Linked DNA regions of Mus musculus: all the other regions are linked to region 3. The links are chromatin loops, found by intact Hi-C in ENCODE. Cell type or tissue: heart. All regions are shown on one strand. Region 1 holds the start of Ubtf (upstream binding transcription factor, RNA polymerase I). Region 2 has its middle 21 kb from the start of Ubtf. Region 3 holds the start of Slc25a39 (solute carrier family 25, member 39).

Region 1 (8,000 bases), 87 kb after region 3:
TATATATGTGTGTGTGTGTCTCATGTTCACAAGTGCATATGTATGTGTGGAGACCAGAAATCGATATCAGAATGTTTCCCTCTATATCATTCATTTATTTATAGACAGGGTCTCTTGATGAACCCAGAGAGCACTGATTGGCTAGACCCTACTGATTACCCATCTTTGCCAACCTCTTCCCTTACACCCTCAGTACCAGGTGTAGGATCACACCTGGGACCTGGATCCAGGCCCACAGGTTGCACTGTAAACACTTCACTGGCTGAGTCACTTCCCACCCCCCACTACACTTACATCCTCTGGTGCAGGCAGAAATCCCACACACTTCAAAAGGCATTCGTATTCAAAGCTACTTTATTCCCAATGATAAAAACCAGGAGGGGTGGGCAACAAGGTGGCTCAGTCAGGTGAAGACTCTTGTCTCTCAATAATGGAAGTCTGACAACCTGAGTTTGCCCTCTGGAGGTAAAGTGAAAGCAGGGAGTTGACTCCACAAAGTTGTCCTCTGAAGTCCACGTGCACATGGCGGGAGTGCTGTGGTCCTTCCATTCTGTAAGCATACAATCCTAATAAATAAAAACTGTCATATACCCAGACCCTGGATCCAACCTAGACATCCATTAACAGTGGAATATATGCAATCTACCAAGCTGCAGATTGTTCCATCGCTATGGCGATGGAACTCAGAATGCTGAAGAGTCTGGAGGGGTGTATTGGCTGAGTGAGCTTCTGTTGGAGACTGGTTCTACTGCTTTAATTTGAAATTTGCACATACATCGAAGCTCCTTGCCCTCAACCGGTTTTTGATCGATCAATAAAGATGCCAGTGGCCAATAGATGGGATGGGATCATTAGATTTGCTAAGGCTGGGGTGCCGAAGACAAGAGGAGAGATGGAGAAGTGCCATGACTCAGGGGAGAAGGATGGGACGTAGGAGCTTCAGGAGGGAAAGCCAACCAGCCATGTGAGAATTCGGGTGAGTGGCCACTGGCTACCTTCCCAATTGGGCCTGAGGTAGCAGGGGGAAGGTTTAGGAGTGTCCAGCCTTTGAGGTAGGCAAGGCATTTTAAAATTAACTGGCGTATGTGTGTTTCCCATTCTCAAATCTAGATAGCTCCTGCAAGGGCACACGTGCAGTGCATCTGGCTGAGAACCAAAGCGATGTAGCCCAAATTACCAGTACAAGCTTCTGAGATCCTGGAAATATTCGATATTTTTGTCTTTTTGATGGTAAATTATACACACACACACACACACACACACACATATATATATAAAATAATTCCAGTTTCAAGGGACCCAACACCCTCTGATGACATACACTCACACTGATATAGACACATATACAATGGATTTTTTTTTTTGTATAACAGAAATCTTTTTTTTTTTTGAGACAGGGTTTCTCTGTGTAGCCCTGGCTGTCCTGGAACTCACTTTGTAGACCAGGCTGGCCTCCAACTCAGAAATCCACCTGCCCCTGCCTCCCAAGTGCTGGGATTAAAGGCGTGCACCACTACCGCCCGGCATATAACAGAATTCGACTACTACATTTTGCTTAAAGCATTCAAAGAACTCTGGGGATTTCCTAGGAGCCTGGGTCTGGATTGGGCAACTCAGAGAAGGGCTGCAACCAAGTGCAGGGCGCACAGCGAGGGTTGTCGCTGTGCTCTGTCGCTGGCGCTGGCGTAGGCTGGGGTTACAGAGTGTGAAGGCTCTGCTTCAAGGCAGCTGCCAGGAAGCTGGGAAGAGGGGGGACAAAGCTGGATGAAAGGGAAAGGGGCAAAGACTAAGGGCTAAGGGCAGGTTCTCTCACTCTGGGGCTGGTAGCCCACATCTTAAGACTCATGACCTCACCAGAAACCCAACAAAGGCAAAGAAGCCGAAGAGTTTCCAAGTGGGGAAGGTGCCAGCCATGATCTCTGCTGCCCAAGGAATCAATAATAATAATCCTTATGATTCATGTTCATCCTGCTTTCTTCCAAAGCACTTTACCGAAAAGCCCCTTGGCCCAGCCAAGAAGTTCAGGGCTCGGTGCTAGAATACCTGTACTTCAGATCTGACCGTGGAACATTTGCATCTTTCTTGGTTTTAATTGTGAGTTATGTGGAGAATAAAGCTTTATATACATCGTCTCACAATCCCTGATGAGGAAGTGGATTCTATAAGTATACACATATAGAAAATGGGATCTGGTTAGGGTAGAATTTGTCCAAACTCACACCATATTAAGGAGGTGGGGTGGCTTTAATCCCATCACTTGGGAGGCAGAGGCAGGAGGATTTCTGAGTTCGAGCCCAGCTTGGTCTACCGAGTGAGTTCCAGGACAGCCAGGGCTACACAGAGAAAACTTGTCTCTAAAAACAAAACAAAACAAAACAACAACAAAAAGGTGGGGTGTGGGAGCTAGAGAGGTGGTTCAGCAGTTAAGAGCTCTTGCTTTTCCAGGAGGACTGGGATTCAATTCCCAGCACTGCCATGGCAGCTCACAACTGTCTGTAGCTCCATCCTAACACAAATGTATATGCAGGCAGAACACCAATGTACATAAAATTAAAAATCTACTTTACCCTTTTCAAAACACATCAATAGCCCTTTAAAAGCTCTGCTTTTTTAGTGTGGTGGGAGAGGGCTTGATCCAACACCAAATGTTTTGTATTCCAGAGGCAGATCTAGGTATGTGGCGGTGGGGGGAATGGAGAGAAAACGGACAGAGGGAAGAGAGGAAGGGAGTAAAAGCAAGCGAAGGGGATAGACTCTTTAATAAAAAATAAAATATTAAAATCTCAGCAATTGGGAGGCAGAGGCAGGCAGATCTCGGGTTAAGTGCGAGGCTGGCCTGGTAAACAGAGCTAGCTCTAGGAGAGCCAAGGCTACACAGAAAAACCCTGTCTCAAAAATCCAAACGAAACAAACAAAATAATTTAAGAACAGACTCTTCAGTAGGTCATCCAAGGAAGAGGCCTTGAAGGCTACCCTTCTTTATCACGGCCAATCTGCCTCTCCTACACGCGGTGCTTCTAAGCTGAGCACAGCAGATCTGTTCCTGCAACGTGGCAGAGTGGGATGTGGAAATCCTGGGAAAGAAATCTCATTTTCCCCAGGAGACAAGAGGAATTACACCAGCAACGAAACTGTGGATGGAGAAGGCAGTGTGCCAAGAAATGGTCCAAAGAGACTGTGCGACCCAGCTGGCTGAGATGTGAGCAACAGCAGTGTTATTGTGGCAGCCCGAGGAGCCAGGAGCCATGGCGTGTCCCGGGGAGTGATGACACAAACCAAGCGTGGGCCGACCTGGTGGAAACCAGCGTCCTTCACATTGCCTTCTGCCTCCCTACAACTAATCCTGATATCCCTTCAGCCCACTAGCAGGGGAGGTAAAGACCACTAGAACCGATGGCAGTGGGAGGTTAAAAAGCGGCACACGCCCAGGCCTTTTCTCCCCAGACTTGCTGGATGGTGGAATACGGGAGGTTAGATCTGTGGTTGCCGGGCTGCTCAAATCCTGCCTTAAACCGGGGTGCGGAGCTCTCTTGTGGGCTCCCCGTCGTCGCCGGGGTGGGGGGACAGCGCCCGCGGCCTGCTTTCTCAGGGCTGGCCAAGCCTTTTTGACAAGCTGATTGCGAGAAGGGGATTGGCTGATCCAGGCGTGACGCCGGTAACAACAAAGGTGGAGTTGGAAGAAATTAGATTAAAGGAAAGGAGGAGAAAAAAAAAAAATTAAAGGGGGAGCTTGCAGGCAACTGGAAGCAGAGACCGAGGGGGAGACGCACGAAGCTCCGTTCCCGGTTCCGACTTCCCCCTTCCAGCTCTTTCGCACAAACGCGCTGGGATTTTGCTCTAAACCCCTACCCCGGTCGCGGCCTAGTTACTGAAGCCCAGGGTAAAGGGATGGCCGTTCCGCTGCTTCTTGAAAAACCTCCCCAACTCCCACTGACACCCTACTACGACACAGGGGTGAACTTTTTGTTCTTAACTCCTCGGATCATACGGCCGGTGAAGATGGGGGACATCGAGAACAACCCAAGACTGGCTCTGAAATCCGGAAGGCCCTCGCCGGGCACCGAGACCCAAACGAGGCGGGGTACTTCCCGGGTATTTTCATACGTTGCAAACCTAGGAGGCTTTTTTTTTTCCCTTTTTCTTTTTTGTAACATTCCCCTTCGCCCCCATCCCGCTTTAGCTTCAGGGTTGCAAAAGCAAAGCAATAAAAAAAAAAAAAAAAAGAGAGAGAGAGAAAACCTGCGCACACAGACACACACCAGTGGCGACAGGGGAGAGTTGGAAAAACGCAGGAGAGGAGGAGGCAGGAGACAGCAAGGATGGAGCAATGGGAGAGGGAGCAGGCAGGATCCCTCACAGATCCCCCTCCGGCCTCAAGCTGCCTTGCCCGCCCCGACAGGAGAGCGAGGAGTCGGGCAAGCAGATGGAGTGGAGCTCGCTCTAGGCAGCTGGCTTGGCCGGAGACTGGAGGAGCCGCCAAGCGACCGGCTGATTGGAAGAGAAACGCAGAGCGATGGAGGCGGGGGTAGGAGGACGATTTCTCTGCGGGGACTGGCGGCGGCGTACACGCCCGGGTCGGGCGCTGCAGAGCTTGGCTAGCTTTCAACCCGCGCTCGGCGGCTCCAGCCCCGCGCACCCCCGCCCCCAGCCCTGCCGGAGGCCCCGCAGGTGAGTGGGAGCTGGGAGCCAAAAAAGAGCTAAATGTCGAAAAACATCTGCCTTGGAAAAAAAAAAAAAAGCAAAAAACATTTTTTTTTTTTTTTTTTACTATTCCTTTTTTTAAAATTTCGTGCAGCCCCCGAGCGGTGGGAGGGAAGGGGTGAGGCTGAGCCGCCCGGAGGAGGCGGAGGGGCCAGGCGAGGCCGGGGCGGCCCGGGAGGCGGCGGCGCCAAGGCGGCTCTGACGGGCGAGCGCTCGGAGCGGCGCTGCGCTGCGCTGCGCCGAGGCGGGCGGGCGGGCGGGCGGAGCGGGGCGGGCGGAGCGCGGCGCGTGGGGCTCGCCATTAGCCGTCGCTCCGCTTCGCCATCTCGGGCTTTGTCTGGAGACTCGCTGCCCGGGCGCCGGCAGCTGCGGAGCTGCGGCTCGGCTCTTCCGCTTGCCGTGCTGCCTGGCGCCCCCGGCCCTCACTAGCACCCACTTGCTCGGTAAGTAAGCCTCGGTGCCGCGGATTTCGGGGGAAAGGGGTTGCTCTCTGGCGGCGCCAATCTCCGTCCTCCACGCGCCCGGGAAGGCCTGGATAGCCATGCCGGGCTGGATTGAACCGGCTCCCAGAGTGACTCTTCCGCTGGGGTCGGCAGCTCCTGGCCGATTCCCGGGTGTGAGGAGGGACGGGAGAGGTTTTTGTTGTTTAGGGGACTAAGAATATATATTTTAAGTTTCACGGGTGTTCTGCGGAGCATAAGGGAACCGAGAGGTAGGCGCCGAAACCTCGCACCGCGATCCGGGAGCGTGAGTCCCAAGCCGGTAGCCACGCTCCGGGGACCAGGGTGGTCGCTAGCCCGCTCCCGGAGGCGGGAGAGAGGAGCAGATGAGGACTAGGCCGGGAAACCGAGCTTAAGCTGGGAGAGCCTGGAAGAGAGCTCCAGAGCAGGGTTGCCGGCACCCGCGAGGCTCGCCGGCCACCCTCTCCACCGCCGCACCTCGGCCCTCCCTTCCTCCCGCGCCGGCCAAGCCTGCTAGTTCCCCCGCGGGGCTGGCGAGGTCGCTTTAGCCGCCCGCTTGCTCGCCCGCCTCGGCTCGCAGCCCCGCCGCCATCCGGGCGGCTGCGTGTCTTCCCTGTCCCGGCCCCCCCCTTCCCCGGCGGCAGCAACAGCAGCAGCCGCCGCCGCCACTACCACCACCCCCCTCCCCTCCTTCCTTGCCTCCGCCTCGGCCGCCCGGGTCCCCCCAGCGCCCGCCCCTCCTCCCAGCTGCCCCCCGCGGAGCCCGCCCGGGCAGGCTGTGGGAGGGAGCGGAGCCGGCGAGGCGGGCGGGCTGGCGCTCGCTCCCCGGGGGTCGGTGTGCGCTCTACGGGGAAGGACGCGCTCGCTGCCCCGCTTCTCCCGCCCCCCCTCCCGCTCCTCCTCCTCCCTTCTCCCTCCTCCCCGCTCCGGCGGCGGAGGCTGCTGCGGCGGCGGGGGGTGTGCGAGCTGAGGCCGGGGCCGGCGGGCGGGCGGGCGGGCTGCCTGCAGGCGGAGGGCGCTGTGCTTTGTGCTTTTCGCCGCGAGGAGCAGCAGGCAGCAGCCACAGCCGCCGCCGCCACAGCAGCAGCAGCAGCCGCCGCCCCAGCGCCGCCGCCGCGCCCGGAGGAGGAGCCGCTGCCGCCGCGGGAGGGAGTTGCGGCTGTGCCCGGCCGAGCGGGGGAGGGCGCCGCGCTCAGAGCCGAGAAGGGAGCCGCCGGAGCGGGGAGCTCAGAGGCCGCGCTGCGCCGGGTAACCGAGGCGGCGGAGGACGTGCGCCGGGGCCGGGGCTAGGGAGCGAGCCGCGGCTGCGGTAGACGCCGAGTGGCGATACCGGGAGAACTGTAGACAAGATGATCAGGGAACGGGGAAGGGCGCCGTGAGCCGGGGGTAGGAAGGGCAGGAAGCGAGGCCCAAGTGAGGCCCCGGGTGGAGGAGCCCGCGTTTCTCCGGCCGACAGGCGCAGTTCTCGCCGGCCGCCGGAGGGGGCGGCGGGGCCGGTGAGCGAAGCGCCCCCGCCTCGCGGCCGCCGTCCTCCCGCCCTCTGCTTGGCTCGGCTCCCCGGAGGCCGGGGCGGGGGCGCCGGCAGGGCTGGGCCGCAGGCTCGGGGAGGAGGCGGCCGTTCCCGCCGCGGTCGCGCCTCTGCGCCGGGTTTCTTCCGTGCGTGTTGGGGTGGCTGGGTGGTGGCGGCGGCGTCTCCGGCCCCGGGTGGTTCGGGGACGGGGGACAAGCTAGGCCGCTTCTCCGACTGCTCGCCTGCCCGGACAGGCGGGGACCGCGTTGGGAGGTCGGGAGGGGGGTAGCAGCGGGAATCCAGATCTAGTCCCCGGGGGCGGTCCGGCCGCTGCGCTCCCGGGCTGGCGGCGGCTGCGCGGCGTCCGGGTCCCCGCCGGGTTGCGGAGGCGGGGGGAACCGGCCGGGGAAAAGCGGGAGGAGGAGACTGAGGCGCGTGCCCGCTTCCATGCCCGCGCGCGCCCTTTACCCGCCCTTCCTCCCCCGCCCTCCAGCCTGGGGCCTCCCCGGGGCGGGCGCTCACCGAGGAGGAGGAGGAGGAGAATTTTTTTTTTTTTTTTTTGCCCGGGTGGGGGAAGGAGGCCGGAGGGCGGGAGCTAGCTGCACGCGGGAGCTGGGAGCAGTCTCTCGCGTGGGCAGGGGAGGGCGCATGCGGCACCGCCTGGCTCTGGGGGCTGGGGTAGAGAAGAGTGGGGCTCACTCCTGCACCCACTGATGAAGTCTATGAGCCTCCTGTTCGGGTCTCGCTGAGAGTGTGGACCTATGCCCCCTCCCATGTGTGAGGGGGTGGGATAGAAAGCCCCCCTCCTCTCAGCCTCCTTAAGTGGGTTTGGTGTCTCTTCAAAAGGGTGAGGTGGCTTTGACCCCGGGTGGCCCGGCCAGCGCGACCGAGGAGGTGGCTGGACAGCTGGAGAATGAACGGAGAAGCGGACTGTCCCACAGACCTGGAAATGGCCGCCCCCAAAGGCCAAGGTATGGGTCCCCAGCTTCTCTTTTCAAACTTGTCTTTTTTCACACACGAGCTCTCCAGCCTTGTAAAAGGTTCCTCTCAGGCTTCGTTCTGTGCACTGGCAGACAGTCTTAAGTCTTAGAAAGTGAAGCATCTGTCACATGGGGGTTTGGCCAAATCCAAATTACTTGGCCTTGAGCTTAGAACTTGAGTCTTTACGATCTCTTGCTATGAATGAGGGTCACAGGGAAGACTCTTGGAAGCCAGCCTTCTTGGTTTCTTAGCTTGAAGTATCACACCTTAGTGGAGATTTTCACTAGAGGCAGGTGGAAAACAGGGAAGGGGATTGTGGTTTATGGCTCCAAGCCTTAGGAATTATA
Region 2 (8,000 bases), 68 kb after region 3:
TGCCACCACACCCAGTTTTTATGTGGGTGCTGGGCCTTGAATTTAGTTCCTTATGCTTCTCAGTAAGCGCTTTACCAGCTCAGACAGCTCCCCAGTTCTCTCTCTCTCTCTCTTCCTCCTTCCCTCCCTCCCTCTCCTCCTCCTCCTTTTTATTTTGTTTTCTTTCTAGACAGGGTTTCTCTGTGTAGCCCTGGCTGTCCTGGAACTCACTCTGTAGACCAGGCTGGCCTTGAACTCACAGAGTTCTGCCTCAAGTACAAACCCTACCTCAATGGGAACTGACTATAGTAATGAGACCTGAGCACAAAATAACTCCACCTAGGAAGGAAATAACAGCGCAAAATAACACTTTAAAAGAGCTCTTGGCCTAAAGCTGCTTTATACAGAGCTAGCTACAAAAGCAAAGAGCCTGAAAGAGACCTGAGGCCTAGAAACAGCAGTTAGTAGATTACAGAGAATTATCCCACATCAGGAAAGTAGACCACCAGGCAGGTTATCAAGGCATAATAAGGACACACTTATCAGAGCAGGCTAGTGCAATCTTGTTCTGTGCCTGGAGACTCAATGGGCCCTGGAACATGCAGCCTCTCTCTGAGCTCAATTAATGCCTCTGCAAAGGCGAGGTCATAAGCGTCACCTCATGGGATCATGGAGGGTTGCAGTGACACGATGAGCCTGGAGTGTCTGGCGGAGCGCACACACGCTTGCTAACACTCCTGTGTGGTTTTGTTCTCTTAAGCCATTCCTGGGGATCTAACGGCTGGCCTTCAGCGTGCTCTCTCACTGAACAGCACTCATAAGCATCGCTTCTGAACCCCTCAGCCTGGCCTCTAAACCACAGCGCTCCTCCAGTCTCAGACTCCTGAGCACTGGGATCACAGGCTTGGGTCCCACAGGCTTGTGTGTCACTCTGTCTGGCTGTCGGTTCTTCTCACTCAGCTCTGCTTCAAAACCAGTCCTGATGCTCTGTAAGCAGCCGGTGGATTTAACATCCATCCGATATTCTATGGGTCATCACCCTCCCCTACCTCCACAAGCAAATCTGTAATGCATGTCCTTGGGGAATGCCCCCTTACTTTCCTCCTCCTCCTCCTCCTCCTCCTCCTCCTCCTCCTCCTCCTCCTCCTGCCCCACCACCACCACTGCTGCTGCTGCCAGCTGCCATGGTTGTTGTCTTTGTCATCTTGGTTTTGTGTTTTGATTTGTTTGTTTGGTTGAATGATTGGTTTAGTTTTTCAAGACAGGGTTTCTCTGTGTCGCCCTGGTTGTCTTGGAACTTTCTCTAGAGATGGGTGGCCATGAGCTGACAGAGATCCACTAGTCTCTGCCTTCACCAGCGTGTGCCACCACCGCCAGCTCAGTCAATGGAATTTTATCAGTGCATTGTTTGTTTGTTTGTTTATTTGTTTTTTTTGAGACAGTGTTTCTCTGGGTAGCCCTGGCATCCTGGAACTCACTCTGTAGACCAGGCTGGCCTCGAACTCGAATATCTGCCTGCCTCTGCCTCCCAAGCACTGGGATTAAAGGCGTGCACCACCATGCCCGGCTCTTATCAGTGCATTTTTAAAAGCCTCAGTCTTGCTATGTGTCCCAGACTAGTCATGAGATCTTTAGCCACTCTTTTTTTTTTTTTTTTTTTTTTTTTTTTGGTTTTTCAAGATAGGGTTTCTCTGTATAGCCCTGACTGTTGTCCTGGAACTCACTTTGTGGACCAGGCTGGCCTTGGACTCAGAAATCTGCCTGCCATGCCTGGCTTCTTTTTTTTTTTTTTTTTTTTTTGAGATAGTGTCTCACAATGTAGCCCTGACTGGAACTAGCCTAGGCTAGCCTAAACCTCTTGTCAGTTCCCCTGTCTCTGCCTCTTAAATGCTGGAATTTGAGTGAAGATATAAATGATATATGCAATAAGTGAGAACCACATAAATATTTATGCCTTTAATAAAATATGATTCAAGATAATAGAAAATATCACTAGTTTTATCACAAAAGCATAACTATAGACCTAGGAAAATTTAGGGAATATACTGACTAATAAGTTCATAAGCAACAGAAGAGCTATAGTTCACAGCATCTAGTTGAATGTGTCAAGATAGTTAATAGAGATTTTGAAAAAAAAAACAATGCTAGAATTTCAGGTATGTACCACCACGATTCTTCTTTTTCATCATCATTAGCAACCATCACCATCAATATCAACATTATCATTAACATTATCACCATGGTCAACATCATCATCACCATCATCACCATTCTGAGACTGGGCCTCACTAAATTCTCCACTCTTCTCTGCCAATTGGACCAGTGGTTCTCACCCTTCCTAAGGCGATGACCCTTAAACACAGTTCCTCATGTTGTAATGGCCCTCAACCATAAAACTGTCCTTGTTGCTACTTTATTCTTTTTCTACTGGTATGAATCATAGTGTAAACTTTGCTACTGTTATAAATTGTAATGATACTGTTATGGAAGTATCTGATATGCAGGACATTTGATATATGATTGTAGCGAGAAGCCTGAAATTTTGGTTTCTTAAAAAGCCACAGAAATGTGCTCACTTCGACAGCACATATACTAAAAAGCCACAGAAGTATTTTAAAGAGTTTGCTTTCATTTTAATCCCAGGTGTAGGGATTCCGGGCTGCTTTGAACTGTTGGCAGCAGCTGACCATGATTTGCCTGATGCTCTGGCAGAAGCATAGTCTAGGGCCCTGAAAGAGTAGTGGGTGGTTGTGGTTTGTCAGTAGCCATGGTCAAAGAAGAAACAAAAGGAAAGAAATTGGGGGGTGGGTATGGGGGACCTTTGGGATAGCATTGAAAATGTAAACGAGGAAAATACCTAATTAAAAAAAAAAAAAAAAAGGAAAGAAATTAGATTCAGGAATTTCCTAATCCTTCTCTCTCCGCTTGTCCTCTTCCTCTCCTATGTGTGATACCCTGTCTCCTGGCCTCAAACTCAGAAATCTGCCTGCCCCTGCCTCCCAAGTGCTGGGATTAAAGGCATGTGCCACCACTGCCCAGCAGAACACAAATTTCAACCCCAGTACACAATGCAAAGTTTATCTTTGGGTTATTCAAATGCTGATTTCTCTGCACTCATATCCTGTTTCAATCTGGATACAACATTGTAATGCTTATAGCAAGAGTCCCCTGTCTCAAGTTTGTGTAAACAAGTCTTACCATTATTCTCTGCCTTGTCAATAAATGTTGATCATTCAATGGCTGGGCAGAATAGAGAATAGGGTGGGACATCCTCTAGTGAAAGGAAGGTGAAGGGGAGAAAAGGAGATTCAGATAGCAAAGAGGATGGAGGATTTGGAGCCATGAGGAAGCGGTCTGAAGAGCCAGATCGATCGATAGTGATATGCAAGTATCAGGGGCCGGGAGGTAGCTGGCATAGAAGTTTAAGGTACACCATTTAACTGTTCAGCTATGGAGGTGCAGTTTTAAATAAATCTTGGTTTCTCTGTGAAGTTATTGGGATTAGCATAAGGTAAATAAATACAGCCGCAGATTAACTTGCTGTTTACATTTATTTTATTTTATTTTTAAAGATTTATTTATTGATTATATGTAAGTACACTGTAGCTGTCTTCAGACACTCCAGAAGAGGGAGTCAGATCTCGTTACGGATGGTTGTGAGCCACCATGTGGTTGCTGGGATTTGAACTCTGGACCTTGGGAAGAGCAGTCGGGTGCTCTTACCCACTGAGCCATCTCGCCAGCCCGCTGTTTACATTTATATTCAGAGTAATTCTTTTGCATAGAAGTTAATATAAGTCATAGAAAGCCAGGTAGTGTTTGAGGAAACTGGAATGTCAGGAATGGCCAAAGGGGCTGGAGAGATGGCTCAGCGGTTAGAACACTGCTCACTCTTCTGGAGGACCTAGGTTCAGTTCTCAGAACCGACACGGTAGCTCACAACCATCTGCAACTCCAGTTTTAGGGGACCCAACGCCCTCTTCTGGCCTCCTCAGGCACTGCATGCACTGGTGCACAGACAAATGCCAACTGAAGGTACATACATTTACATTTAAAATGTCTTTAAAGAAAAACAAAAAGAATGACCAGAGGAAGCTTTTAGGCTTGACTGAGCTTGTAGGAAGTCTTTTGCAAGCTTCCCCCCCACCCCCCATGATCAAACCCAGGCCCTTGAGAACACCAGGTGAGCATTTTTCTACTGACCCTTTGGTACAAATGCTCGACCTGTGGAATGACGAGATTAAGGCGATCGATCCACTTTAGGAGCTCCGTGAAGGAGACAAACTGAGAATCTCTGCACACTACTGAGCCTCTTGCAGAGGCAGGCAGGCCCTCAGAACACCTGTGAGGGGCATGGTGCCAGGTACTCCACACAAGAGAGGAACACTGTGCAGAGAGGAAACAGCACGGAAGGCTGGCATTAGGCCAGCTCCTGGGCAGCAGAGGCGTTTAATCCATCATCTGAGAGACAAGTAAGAGTTGTACCTATAATGATGGATGTGGAAAGTCTGTTCTGAAAAGAGCATTCATGACGGACGGAAGTCTGTAATCCAGCACGCGGCAGGAGGACCTGGTCAAAGTCATCTTTAGCCATGTAGCAAATTTAAGGCTAGCCTAGGCTACAAAAATCAGCTCAAAACAAAAGCAAAATAGAGCTAGACATAAGCACAAAGCCTTGAGTTCAGTCCCCAGCACCACATACCAACCAGACCTGATGGCTCACACCGGGGAGGTAGAGGCAAGCAGATCAGATATTCAAGGACTTCCTCTGCTACACAGTGAGTTTCAGGCCAGTCTGTGCTGTGTGATACCCTGTCTCAAAATACAGTGCAATCAAACAAAAAGAACGTATCTGAGAAGCATCAGGAACATTAAAAAAAAAAAAAAATGGTGACATTTGTTCAGCAAAGTCAAGTGACATCATGGAAAACCTGCTGGGCTGGCAGTCCACATGGTGACCTCAGAACATTGTCTCATTCTCAAGTCCCTGGGCCCACAGCCAGCTGACAGGAGGTGAGGAAGGAAGGGCTGGTAAACCATAGAGGTTGGGGGTGGAGCTGCAGGCGTGGTGGGAGCTTGGCAGGAGCGTTAAGTGGGTAGCTTTCCAAAAAGGACCAGAGAATTCCTTGCCAACTAGGGGACATGTTCACAGTCTTGTGCCCATTGCTCATTTCCTTAAAGCTCTAACTACTTCAAGCCTTTTCTGTGTATCTTGCAAAACACTTAAAATTGTAGATTTACTGTTTTTTTAAAAAAAAAAAAGAGAGAGAGAATCCACAGGAAGATAAGTTAATAATTTAGGATAGCCCTCCAAGTTTTATTTACATGAACAATATAATTTGTATCTATTTTAATGGTGCAGACTTACATTTTATGTTTATTTACTTATTTAGAGATGAGGTCTCTCATAGCCCAGCTGGCCTAGAACTCTGTAAATTGTTTCAACTCAGAGAGGAAAGACTTGCCTGGTGGAAGTGTTTATAGCTCAGGGGGAAATTGTCCCTAATGAAAGTGTTACAACCCCTAGGGGAAGGTTTCCCCAGTTGCAGGAGATACAACTCTGAAGGGAAAGGTCAGGCTCCAAGGAATGCCACAAAGTCACTCTGCACAACACACCTTAAGCAAGAGATTTATTGGGAGAGATACAAGAGGGTGGACACCTCTGCAGGGGTGAAAAGCCACACAGAACAAAGCAAGAAGCAGGCGGTATACAAGGTTTCTGGAGGGAAGGGTGTTCTCCAGGGTGGAGATTTCCAGGGTGGGGATTGGTGGGTTTGGGTAGGTTTTTAAACCCAGAGCTGGATTCAGACATTTTACCATACAAATTCCACAGGTCACTAAAGAAGACCTTGAACTCAGGATCTTCCTGCTTCTATCTCCTGTGAGCTGGGATTACAGGTGTGGTGTGAACTACCACACCCAGTTTAGCATCTGTAATTTGTTTATTTGTTTTTTCAAGACAGTTTTTCTGTGTATTCCTGGCTGTGCTGGAACTCACTCAGTAAACCAGGCTAGCCTCAGACTCAGAGATCTACCTTCCTCTGCCTCGGGAGTACTGTGATTAAAGGCATGCGCCATCACTCTGGGCTAGCATACATGATTTTTAAAAAGGGTTTATGTATTCTATGTATATGCATACACTGTAGCTGTCTTCAGACACATACTAGAAGAGGGCATTAGGTCTCATTACGGACAATTGTGAGCCCCCATGTGGTTGCCGGGAATTGGACTCCGGACCTTTGGAAGAGCAATCATTGCTCTTAACCACTGAGCCATCTCTCCAGCCCCATAATTTTTAAATACAGCCTCAAACATCTAAAACAGATGGAACAGAAAGAAGAAACAGCTCTATGTACCCCAAGTTTGAGGACTGATATAACTTGCTCTTTGAAACAGGGTGTATATAGCTTGTACTGACCTTGGGCTCATGGTCATCCTGTCTTAGTCTCTCTCTCTTTCTCTCTCTCTGTGGCTGAGTTTCCAGGTATGTGCGTCAACACTCAGCTTTACAATCACTTCAAAAAAATTTTTTTAAATATGATCTTACATAACCCAAGGTGGCTTTGAACTCGCAATGAAGCCAAGAGTGACCATAATCCAGTCCTCCTGTCTCTTCTTTGGAGCATCAGAATTGCAAATGTTTGCCACTGTGCCTAGGTTTATGCCGAGCTAGGAACCGAACCCAGAGTGAGTTCTAGGACAGCAAGGGCTATACAGAGAAACCCTGTCTAGAACCCCCCCCCCAAAAAGTGCATCTTCAACTGCACTTGTATCTCTCACCACAGTGAGCCACATTCTGGGCCACAAAACAAAACTTAGCAAATTCAACCAACACTGATATACATGGTGTTTGTTTGTTTGGTTGGTTGGTTTTGGTTTTTTGAGACAGGGTTTCTCTGTATAGCCTTGGCTATCCTAGATAGAACTCACTTTGTAGACCAGGCTGGCCACGAACTCAGAAATCTGCCTGCCTCTGCCTCCCAAGTGCTGGGATAAAGGCATGCGCCACCACACCCAGCGGTATACATGTTTTTAATCCCAGCACTTGGGAGACAGTGACAGGTGGATCCCTGTGAGTTTGAGGCCAGCCTGGGGGACCGGACCCACAGGCAAAAGCCAAAGATCTGGAAGCTAAATAATGCATTCTTTTAAATGTATTATTATTGTTATTATTATTATTGTTGTTGTTGTTGTTGTTATTACATGCCTGAAAATGTGTGTGAGTCACAGTACAGGTCTGTGTGTCTGAGGACAGCTTTGTGGGGTCAATTCTCCCTTCTATCATTACATGAATTCTGGAGTGGAACTCAGCATCTGGAGTTTTCTGCCCTATACTTTACTTGCTGAGTCATCTGCCTGGCCCAGGGATATGTCCCTGAAAAGCACTTAAACCAAAGCTGGCACCATAAGTGAAGCTACGAAATATTTTGAGGGCATAGCTTGGCCAATGCCAGGAGAATGAGACATGAGAAGAGCCAGAGTTAGAGGCCAGCCTGGACTGTCCAGTAAGTCCCAGGCAAGATTGGACTATAGTGTGAGGTGAGATGAGATGGAGTGGGGGCAAGGAGAGATGAAGAGAGGGAGAGATGGGGGGGGGAGGGGGAGAGGGAGAGGGAGAGGGTGGTGGCATGTCAGCCTGATAAAATAGTGTACACCTTTAATCTAGCCGTTGGGAAGCAGAGATCTCTGTAGGATGAATCAAGCCAGCCAGGGCTACATTTTGAGACCCTTTATCTACCTCTCTCTCTCTCTCTCTCTCTCTCTCTCTCTCACACACACACACACACACACACACACACACACACACACACACACAGACAGACACACACACACAAAGTAATAAAAAATAGAACTAATGAAATTGATTAGGCAAAGCTATAGAGAAAGATCAATAATAAAATAAAATCCAAAGTTAGTTCTTTGGTATGTGTGTGTGGGAACCAGTAAGAAAAACTGACAAAGAAAAAAAAAAGTCCAAGAGAAGGCACTGGTAAGTATCCCAAGGACCATAAAAGGATAAG
Region 3 (8,000 bases):
TGGGGCTGAGCCAGATAATGACATTTTTTTGGTTTTGTTTGTTTGCTGTGGATTGAAGCCAGGGCCTGTGAGTGCTAAGTGCGTGCTGGAACACTGAAACACAGCCTTAGGTGAACATTTGCCTTACGTTTGAAGACAGAGGCATCCTTTGGGGCTGGACATGGTGGAGCATGCATTGTGGAGCATGCATTTGATTCTAGCACTCAGATGGATCCTCTGAGAGCTCAAGGCTGACCTGGTCAGCAAAGTGACTTCTAGGCTAGCCTAGTCTACCTATTGCGATGCCCTCCCCTCTCTCAAAATAAAGTAAGATAAAATAAACAAAATCAACTTTATACTAATTCTAAGTCTACATATAAGATATTGCATTTAGGCTGGGCAGTGGTGACGCACACCTCCCAGCACTTGGGAGACAGAGGCAGGCAGATTTCTGAGTTCGAGGCCAGCCTGGTTTACAGAGTGAGTTCCAGGACCAGCCAGGGCTATACAGAGAAACCCAGTCTCAAAAAACAAAAACAAAAAAGAGAGAGAGAGAGACAATGAGGTGCTGGAGAGATGGCTCAGTGGTTAAGAGCATTGACTGTTCTTTTTTTTTTTTTTTTTTTAAAGGATTTATTTATTATATGTAAGTACACTGTAGCTATCTTCAGACACTCCAGAAGAGGGCATCAGATCCTGTTACAGATGGTTGTGAGCCACCATGTGGTTGCTGGGATTTGAACTCCGGACCTTCAGAAGAGCAGTCGGGTGCTCTTACCCATTGAGCCATCTCACCAGCCCCTGACTGTTCTTCCAAAGGTCCTGAGTTCAAATTCAGCAACCACATGATGGCTCACAACCATCCGTAACAAGATCTGATTCCCTCTTCTGGTGTGTCTGAAGACAGCTATGGTGTACTTACAGATAATAAAGAAACCTTAAAAAAAAAAAAAAGAATGAAAGTTTAAAAAAAATGAGCCCCAATATACCAAAGTTAGCTCTGGTATTCTTGCTCTGCCCTCCCCCTCCCCTCCCCCCCTCACCATTTGAGACTTTAGATTCATTTGCTCCTAAACAACCCAGTGTGTGTGGCTTAAGATCAAGGATGCTGGCACACACCTCTAACCCCAGCACTTGGGAGACAGATGTGGGTGGATCTCTGGGAGTTCAAGGCCAGCCTGGTGCATATAGTGAATTCCTGGACAGCCAATAGCTACATAGTGAGAACCTGTCTCAAAACACCAAAAAAACAAAAACAAAAAAACGAGTGCTTGTGGCCTCTGCTCTCCACGTCACAGAGGCCCCTTTTCTCCCATTTCTCTGTGGCTTTGCTGCCCTCCCCTTCCTGGTTCCACTGGTCAGCCCTCCCTGGGTCTGAACTTTGGATTTCTCTTGGGGGGTGGGGGGGGGATTCAGTGGCTGGACAGAGGCTCTGGCTCTTTGCCTCTGGAAAGTCCCGCTAGATGGTGACAGTGTTGGCCTTAGACAGAGAGTTGTTGCTTAGATCTTGATATTGGATTGAAGTTCTGCCTCTACCTGGAAATGTTTCCACAGGCTTTGGGGATGCAAGCTGGAGGTCTCCCAGCTCCTGCCCTCCCTGGGGCTTGCCCTGCTCGAGCTCCTGGCCAGGCCAGCTTTGATACCAGTTCATTCCATCTGCTGCTCCGTTCTCAGAAGTCTCAGTGAGAAGTGATTGCTTGGGCCTTTTTATCTGTATGATGGCCACAAGCTGCCTCCAGGGCCCCTGGAAACTCACTGCTTCCTCCAGGTCTGTAGTTCTAGTAACCTCGTTACTCCGGACATTCCTACAGACTGCAGATGGCCTCGGACAGACACTGGGAGTCATGTTGCTGAGGCAGTGACCTCATTGAGAGCAAATAGGATCTTTTGAGTGACTTCAGGGGACTCTTTTCTCATCTATAAACTGGAAGTTGGGGTAAGGGGTGGGCAAAGAATTAATTACCGCTGGTTATGGTCTTTCATGCCTGTAATCCCAGCATCTGGGAGGCAGGAGTTCGAAGTAATTCTTGCCTAAACATGGAGTTTCGGGTTAGCCTGGGCTATGAGTCACTGCTTCAAAACAAACAGAAAATAAAGCCAAACCCCAAATCATAAACAAGAAAGGGAGGGAGGGAGAGAGGGAGAGAGAGAGGGGGAGAGAAGAGATTATACACAGGGCCTTCAGTTTTCTTCTCTACAGAATAGAAAAATCATCTCTGCTCAGAAACGTGGTAAAACATTAACTTTGAGGTTGAAATGGCCTTAGCAGGCGCTGGATTCCCAACTGAACCGACAGCTTATGAAACGACTTTTGTGTTACCTTTTTTTTTTTTTTTTTTTTGGTTTTTCGAGACAAGGTTTCTCTATATAGCCCTGGCTGTCCTGGAACTCACTTTGTAGACCAGGCTGGCCTCGAGCTCAGAAATCCGTCTGCCACTGCCTCCCAAGTGCTGGGATTAAAGGCGTGCGCCACCATGCCCAGCTTTTGTGTTACTTTTAAGCCAGGTTTGGGGTGAGAGGACACAGGATAGGACAGGGCAGCACAAGCGACACTTCACTCGTGACTCTCCTGCCGCCTCTGCCTCACGGCCAACCGACTGCCCGGGCCTTTTGATCATTGGCTGCTTTCCTAACTACCCGTTTGCTCTCACTCCGCCCCCAAAGCTGGAGGATCCGAGCCATGGAAATGCCGAAAGGGTTTTCTCAGGGTAAAGTTATGGTTGGCCACTTGGAATCCACGTGCTAGCTGGGCTGGCTGGGCGGCTCCAGCGCGGTCTGCAACCAGTTGGGGACTGAGGGGCGGAGACGGTAGTGACGTCAAAGCCGCGGCCTTTTCTTCTTAAAGGTGCAGCCTCACACCGCGTGTTCCAGTTTCTGTTAACACCGTTTTAGCTTGGAAGTCTTAGAGGCGAGGCGGGCGGTGGGGTGCCGGGTACTGAGCTGGTGCGGAAACAGCGCTGTTTGCAAGCCCACCGGGGAAGGCAGCGGCAAAAGTTTTAACTTGAGTCCATTTCATTTTCTGTAAAATGGGGGTACCTACGTCTGTAATTACCTACTATGAAAAGTTTTGGTAGAGGCCATTTCTGGCCTACATTGGAAACTATGCCAGCAAAGGTTACGTAGATCGTCTTGGGGGAAAGAAACAAAAAACTTCTAAGTATTAAAAGTGGTAACAGTCTAAGATCTGTCGCGAAACACTGGTTTTCTTTCTTGCTCTACGTTCTCTGTGTCCTCGGCCCAAAGAGGTCCTGTAAATTTGCCCAGGGCCACACCACGTCTAGCCCAGGTTGCAGGTCGGCTGACAAGGCTGCCCTGCAGGTCATAAAGCGTTCTGGGGTTGCAACCCCGTTTCATCATCCGTAAAAGAGGATGGTGATTCCAGCCAACAGGCTCGCCATAAATCGTAAACTCCCGCCACGGAGCTAAGTGGGCAGATGTTTGCCATTGCTGTCCCACACTCTGATGACCTTGAAGAACCGACCCTCGCGGCAGCTGCCTCGTAAAAGGACGCGGAGCAGCAATACCCAAGCGGTCAGGAAAGTTCCAGCGATCGCAGGTCTGGACTCCCCGGACAACACTCCTGCAGGGCGTGGGCAGAGGAGAGCTACTGGAGCCGGGTGCAAGCGCCGTCCAGTCGGCGACCTTGACCTGCCGGCCGCAAGGAGCGCGGGGCCGCGGCGACCCGCCCACGCGGCCGCGGCGCAAGGGCGGAACTGGGGGGGTGGGAGGAGGGCCGCGAGTGGGCGGAGCTCGTTGCACTCCGTGCGCGCGGCCGGTCGGCCACGGGGCGGGGCTTCGCCTTCTGGGGGCGGAGCCGGTCTCACCGCTCTCCCGGGCGGCCGCTGTGCGAAGCGGGCACGCGCGGACCCTGCACCGGCCGCGGAGCCGCTATGGGCCCGCCAGGCCCCTGGCGTGGCGCGGCGCAAGGACCGGCTCCGAGCCAGGTGGGCGGGCCTGGGCTGGAGTGGGTTCTCCGAGGGTCCCCGGCTGGGAGGGGAATCGAGGCCGCGGGAAGGGGGTGGGCCTCTCCGTGAACCCCTTTACTGGGCCTGGGCATGGAGTGCGGCCGAGTCTCGGTGAAAGGGTTTGTTACTAGGTCTCTGCTTCCATCTCCGCGGCTTGTGTTTAAGAGAGAGAGGAGGCAGACAGAGAATGTCCTGCCATCCAGGCCTCACGGCCTGTCCTCTCTGGCCCCAGGCAGGCAGTGTGGGGGAGGGCCAGCAATCTTGGGAAGGAAGGTGGACCTTCCTCTATCAGCAGATTTGTTTACACGTTTCTCTCGGTGCCCGACTCGACCTCTCCTCGCCCGGGGCGCTCATGTGTCCGCCCAGATGTTGGGTGGAGGGGCTCAGGTGTTTGATCTTTCGGCCTCTGGTCTGGAGGAGCATGTGGCTGAGAAAATAGCCATCACTGTCTTTGGCCGACGGCTATTCTAGCTTCTTTCCAAACGAATGACGTAACCTTGAAGGTCACAGCAACCTTTGAGCCTTAGTTTTCCCCTCGGCAAAGTGAGCACATTTCTAGATTTTAAAGATTATAGAGGCAAACTCTGGATGAGACCTGAGTGCGCTGTCGTTAAAGTCCCAGAGCACCTTAGCTCATGCTTGCTCCCCACTCCCCCCACTCAGGCCTGCCTTGTCAGGGGGTAAGCTCCATTTGACTGTGGTGTGTGTTTTCAGGATTGAAATTCCAAGATGGATGATCAGGACCCTGGGGGCATTAGCCCCCTTCAGCAAATGGTGGCCTCAGGAGCCGGGGCTGTGGTCACCTCCCTCTTCAGTAAGACCTGGGGAGATGGGGGATGGGGCAGCTGGGGGTTAATGTGGGCTAAAGGTTGGAGGCAGTTTGGTTCTGATAAAGAAGAGGGTGAGTGGTGTCCTGAAGGAACCTTCAGACCTACCTCCTTCCCCAGTGACACCCCTGGATGTGGTGAAGGTCCGCCTTCAGTCTCAGAGACCCTCGGCAACCAGCGGTGAGTACCAGATCAAGGCGAGCTGCCTGACAAAATAAGGATTTCCCAGAGATGGGGTTCTAGTGGGGGAGGCTGCATTCCTGACCACCAGGGCTGACCTTTGTGTTTCAGAATTGACAACTCCCTCCAGATTCTGGAGTCTCTCCTACACCAAATGTGAGTGCCCCAAGCCCCAGGCCCTTGGGAGGGCCCAGGGAAGAAGTGTTGAGTATCCCTCGAGTACCTGGGTTACCCATGATCATAGAGTAGTACATGAGCCCAGCAGTGGTGGTGCACGGTGCGCACCTTTAATGTCCCACTTGGGAAGCAGAGGCAGGCGGATTTCTGAGTTTGAGGCCAGCCTGGTCTATGGAGTGAGTTCCAGGACAGCCAGGGCTACACAGAGAAACCCTCTCTCGAGATCCCCTCCTGCCCCCCCATACTTTGAGGCCACATTAGTCAGCTTTCTGACACTGGAATAGCCACATATTGACCCAGCTATGTCACCCAGCAAGGCTCCAGGCCCTTCCACCCTAATGTCCGTTCCCTTTCCCAGCATCCTCCGCTCTACAGTCCCCAGGGAAGTGCCTCCTATACTGCAATGGAGTCCTGGAGCCCCTGTACCTGTGCCCAAATGGTACCCGCTGTGCCACCTGGTTTCAGGACCCCACACGGTTCACTGGCACCTTGGTAAGGAGCAGAATCAATGTGTCTCTGAGGGACTCGATTTGGATTTGGCTAGGCTGCCGGTGTGGGGAATGGAAAGCAAATGGGGTGGTTGTTCAGTGTAGGAAGGGCTTACCTGGGAGGCTGTTCCTTCAGAAAGCTTTTTGGTCCTGATGCTGAGAATCAAAAACAGGACCTAATAGCGTAATACACACTAGTAAAGTTCTTTACTATGGAATTGTTTTGTTCTTTGCTTTTTGTGGTTTTGGGGGTGGGGGTGGGGGTTTGTGTGGTTTGTTTGTTTAGGTTTGTGTGTGTGTGGGGGGTAGTGGTAGATAGGGTTCTTCTTGTAATAGACCAGGCTGGCCTCAAGCTCCCAGAGATCCACCTTCTCCACCTCCCGAGTGCTGAGACTAAAGATGTGTAGCACCAACGTCCATCCACTTCCTTAAGGTTTAAGGGGTGGACTAGGAGTCCACCTAGAACCAAGTTGGGGGGCGTGGAGTGGGGTGTGAGTGTAGAGCTAACTGGCTCTTCTCAGGACTCAAGCAAGACTCTAGGCAGAGGCTGAGCCAGTCCATCGCAGGCCTTGTTCATCTCTGTCTTCTTTCCCTGGGCTGCCTGCTGGCTTGGTCAGGATGCCTTTGTGAAGATTGTGCGGCATGAGGGCACTAGGACCCTGTGGAGCGGCCTCCCAGCCACCCTGTGAGTACCCTAGTCATGGCTGGGTAGGGAAGGGGGTGCTTGAGAGGTTTGGGAGCCCTTAAGTGATTTTCCTGGCCTCTCCATACTCCCAGGGTGATGACCGTGCCAGCTACTGCTATCTACTTCACTGCTTACGACCAACTCAAGGCCTTCCTGTGTGGTCAGTCCTTGACCTCTGACCTCTACGCACCCATGGTGGCTGGTGCCCTCGCCCGAAGTGAGCACAACTAACCATTGACCTTCTGGGTCCCAGTCCCAGCCTCTTGCTAGCCTGGGGGTGGGGGAGTATGTTAAACCCTCAGGCCCTGGGGCAGCAGCTGGGTTTGAATGCATGACCTCTTTGGCCTGACCTCTTTCTGCTGTCTTACCAACCCTCGCCTCCTTAGTGGGCACCGTGACAGTTGTCAGCCCCTTGGAGCTCGTGCGGACCAAGCTGCAGGCTCAGCATGTGTCATACCGTGAGCTGGCTTCCTCTGTTCAAGCTGCGGTGACTCAGGGTGGCTGGCGCTCTCTGTGGCTGGGCTGGGGTCCCACAGCTCTTCGAGATGTCCCCTTCTCAGGTAGGCGCTCGGGGTCAGGGCCTAGGGTAAAGGGCTCTTGGTAATGTTTAACCAAGTCCCTCCTTCGTTACTAAAATGGCCGTGAAGTCATAATCACTTCCCTGAACCTTGGGTCCCTCATTATATAAGGACAGGTCTAGCAGGGACCTAGGGTTTTGCCTAGGTTTTCCTGACCTAAGTCGTGAGGAGGACCTGGTTGAGAGCAGGCAAGCCTGCACCTGGGATGGTGTGGCTGTGGGGGTGAGGGGTGAGAAGTCTGGAGCCCACCTCCCTGCCCCCCCCATTTAATGAGTGTGTATCTCCTTCTCAAGCTCTGTACTGGTTCAACTACGAGTTGGTGAAGAGCTGGCTGAGCGGACTGAGACCAAAAGACCAGACATCGGTGGGCATCAGCTTCGTGGCCGGTGGCATCTCAGGAATGGTGAGTTGACTGCCCTGGGGGTAGGGCCACCAGAGGTGACCTACAGAACATTGCAATGCCTGCCAGGGAGCCTGTGTGCTTTCCTCAGCCGCCCTTGAGATGCGTTAGTCCCTCTCAGGGCTTGGGAATGGAGCTGAGCCCTGTCCTCACCTGACCAGGTGGCTGCCACCCTTACCCTACCCTTCGATGTGGTGAAGACACAGCGACAGATGTCACTGGGAGCGGTGGAGGCTGTGAGAGGTAAGCTGGGCTGGTGAGGGGAGAGGGCAGGCAGGGGCCTGAGCTGAGCCCTACTGAGCCGGGCCTTGCATCTGCAGTGAAGCCGCCCAGAGTGGACTCCACCTGGCTCCTGCTTCGCAGAATCCGGGCTGAATCTGGCACCAGGGGACTCTTTGCAGGTCTGTCTCTGTGAATGCACTGCATATATGATACATATCCATGCTGTGTGTGTGAGGGGACCTGGACCCCTCACTGTGGTCTGTCTTTCCATCACAGGCTTCCTCCCCAGGATCATCAAGGCTGCACCCTCCTGTGCCATCATGATCAGCACTTACGAGTTTGGCAAAAGCTTCTTCCAGAGGCTCAACCAGGAGCAGCCTCTGGGCCGCTGAAAGTCGGGGAGCAACCGGCTCTTGCACGGGTGGGATCAGGAGACTGAGCCAAGTGCCTTCCCTCCCAGTCCAGTCACCCAGGCTGTCCTCAGACCTGGATTCCTGCT

Evidence for each region. Peaks named below come from ENCODE experiments on the same cell type or tissue, not always from the same donor. Only the 100,000 strongest peaks of a DNase experiment are listed, where the experiment ranks them.
Region 1: it touches region 3 in a loop (6-fold over the local background); 25 of 42 quality-filtered maps call a loop at or near these places.
Region 2: it touches region 3 in a loop (3-fold over the local background); 17 of 42 quality-filtered maps call a loop at or near these places.

What each region holds. Positions count from the first base shown.
Region 1 is chr11:102,315,992-102,323,991 of GRCm38, reverse strand. It overlaps Ubtf (upstream binding transcription factor, RNA polymerase I), which reads left to right and starts at 4,896. Exons shown (of 21, transcript NM_011551.7): 1 at 4,896-5,144; 2 at 7,519-7,643. The coding sequence starts at 7,586. In heart, CTCF peaks have their summits at 3,114, 6,595 and 7,307; DNase peaks (open chromatin) are centred at 3,611, 4,491, 5,891, 7,051 and 3 weaker places; H3K4me3 peaks cover 5,113 bases; H3K27ac peaks cover 5,206 bases.
Region 2 is chr11:102,335,763-102,343,762 of GRCm38, reverse strand. No RefSeq gene overlaps it. Among named protein-coding and RNA genes, the nearest start is that of Ubtf, 21 kb to the right of the region's middle. In heart, a CTCF peak has its summit at 3,961 (motif pointing left); a DNase peak (open chromatin) is centred at 4,982.
Region 3 is chr11:102,403,313-102,411,312 of GRCm38, reverse strand. It overlaps Slc25a39 (solute carrier family 25, member 39), which reads left to right and starts at 3,796. Exons shown (of 12, transcript NM_026542.3): 1 at 3,796-3,923; 2 at 4,659-4,758; 3 at 4,892-4,951; 4 at 5,063-5,107; 5 at 5,487-5,620; 6 at 6,234-6,301; 7 at 6,394-6,518; 8 at 6,688-6,861; 9 at 7,173-7,282; 10 at 7,441-7,522; 11 at 7,600-7,680; 12 at 7,778-8,000. The coding sequence starts at 4,674. The coding sequence ends at 7,893. Mir6930 (microRNA 6930) reads left to right here and starts at 6,326; the gene lies at 6,326-6,393. In heart, a CTCF peak has its summit at 3,367; DNase peaks (open chromatin) are centred at 2,682, 3,822, 5,056, 5,476 and 2 weaker places; H3K4me3 peaks cover 4,363 bases; H3K27ac peaks cover 3,931 bases; H3K27me3 peaks cover 341 bases.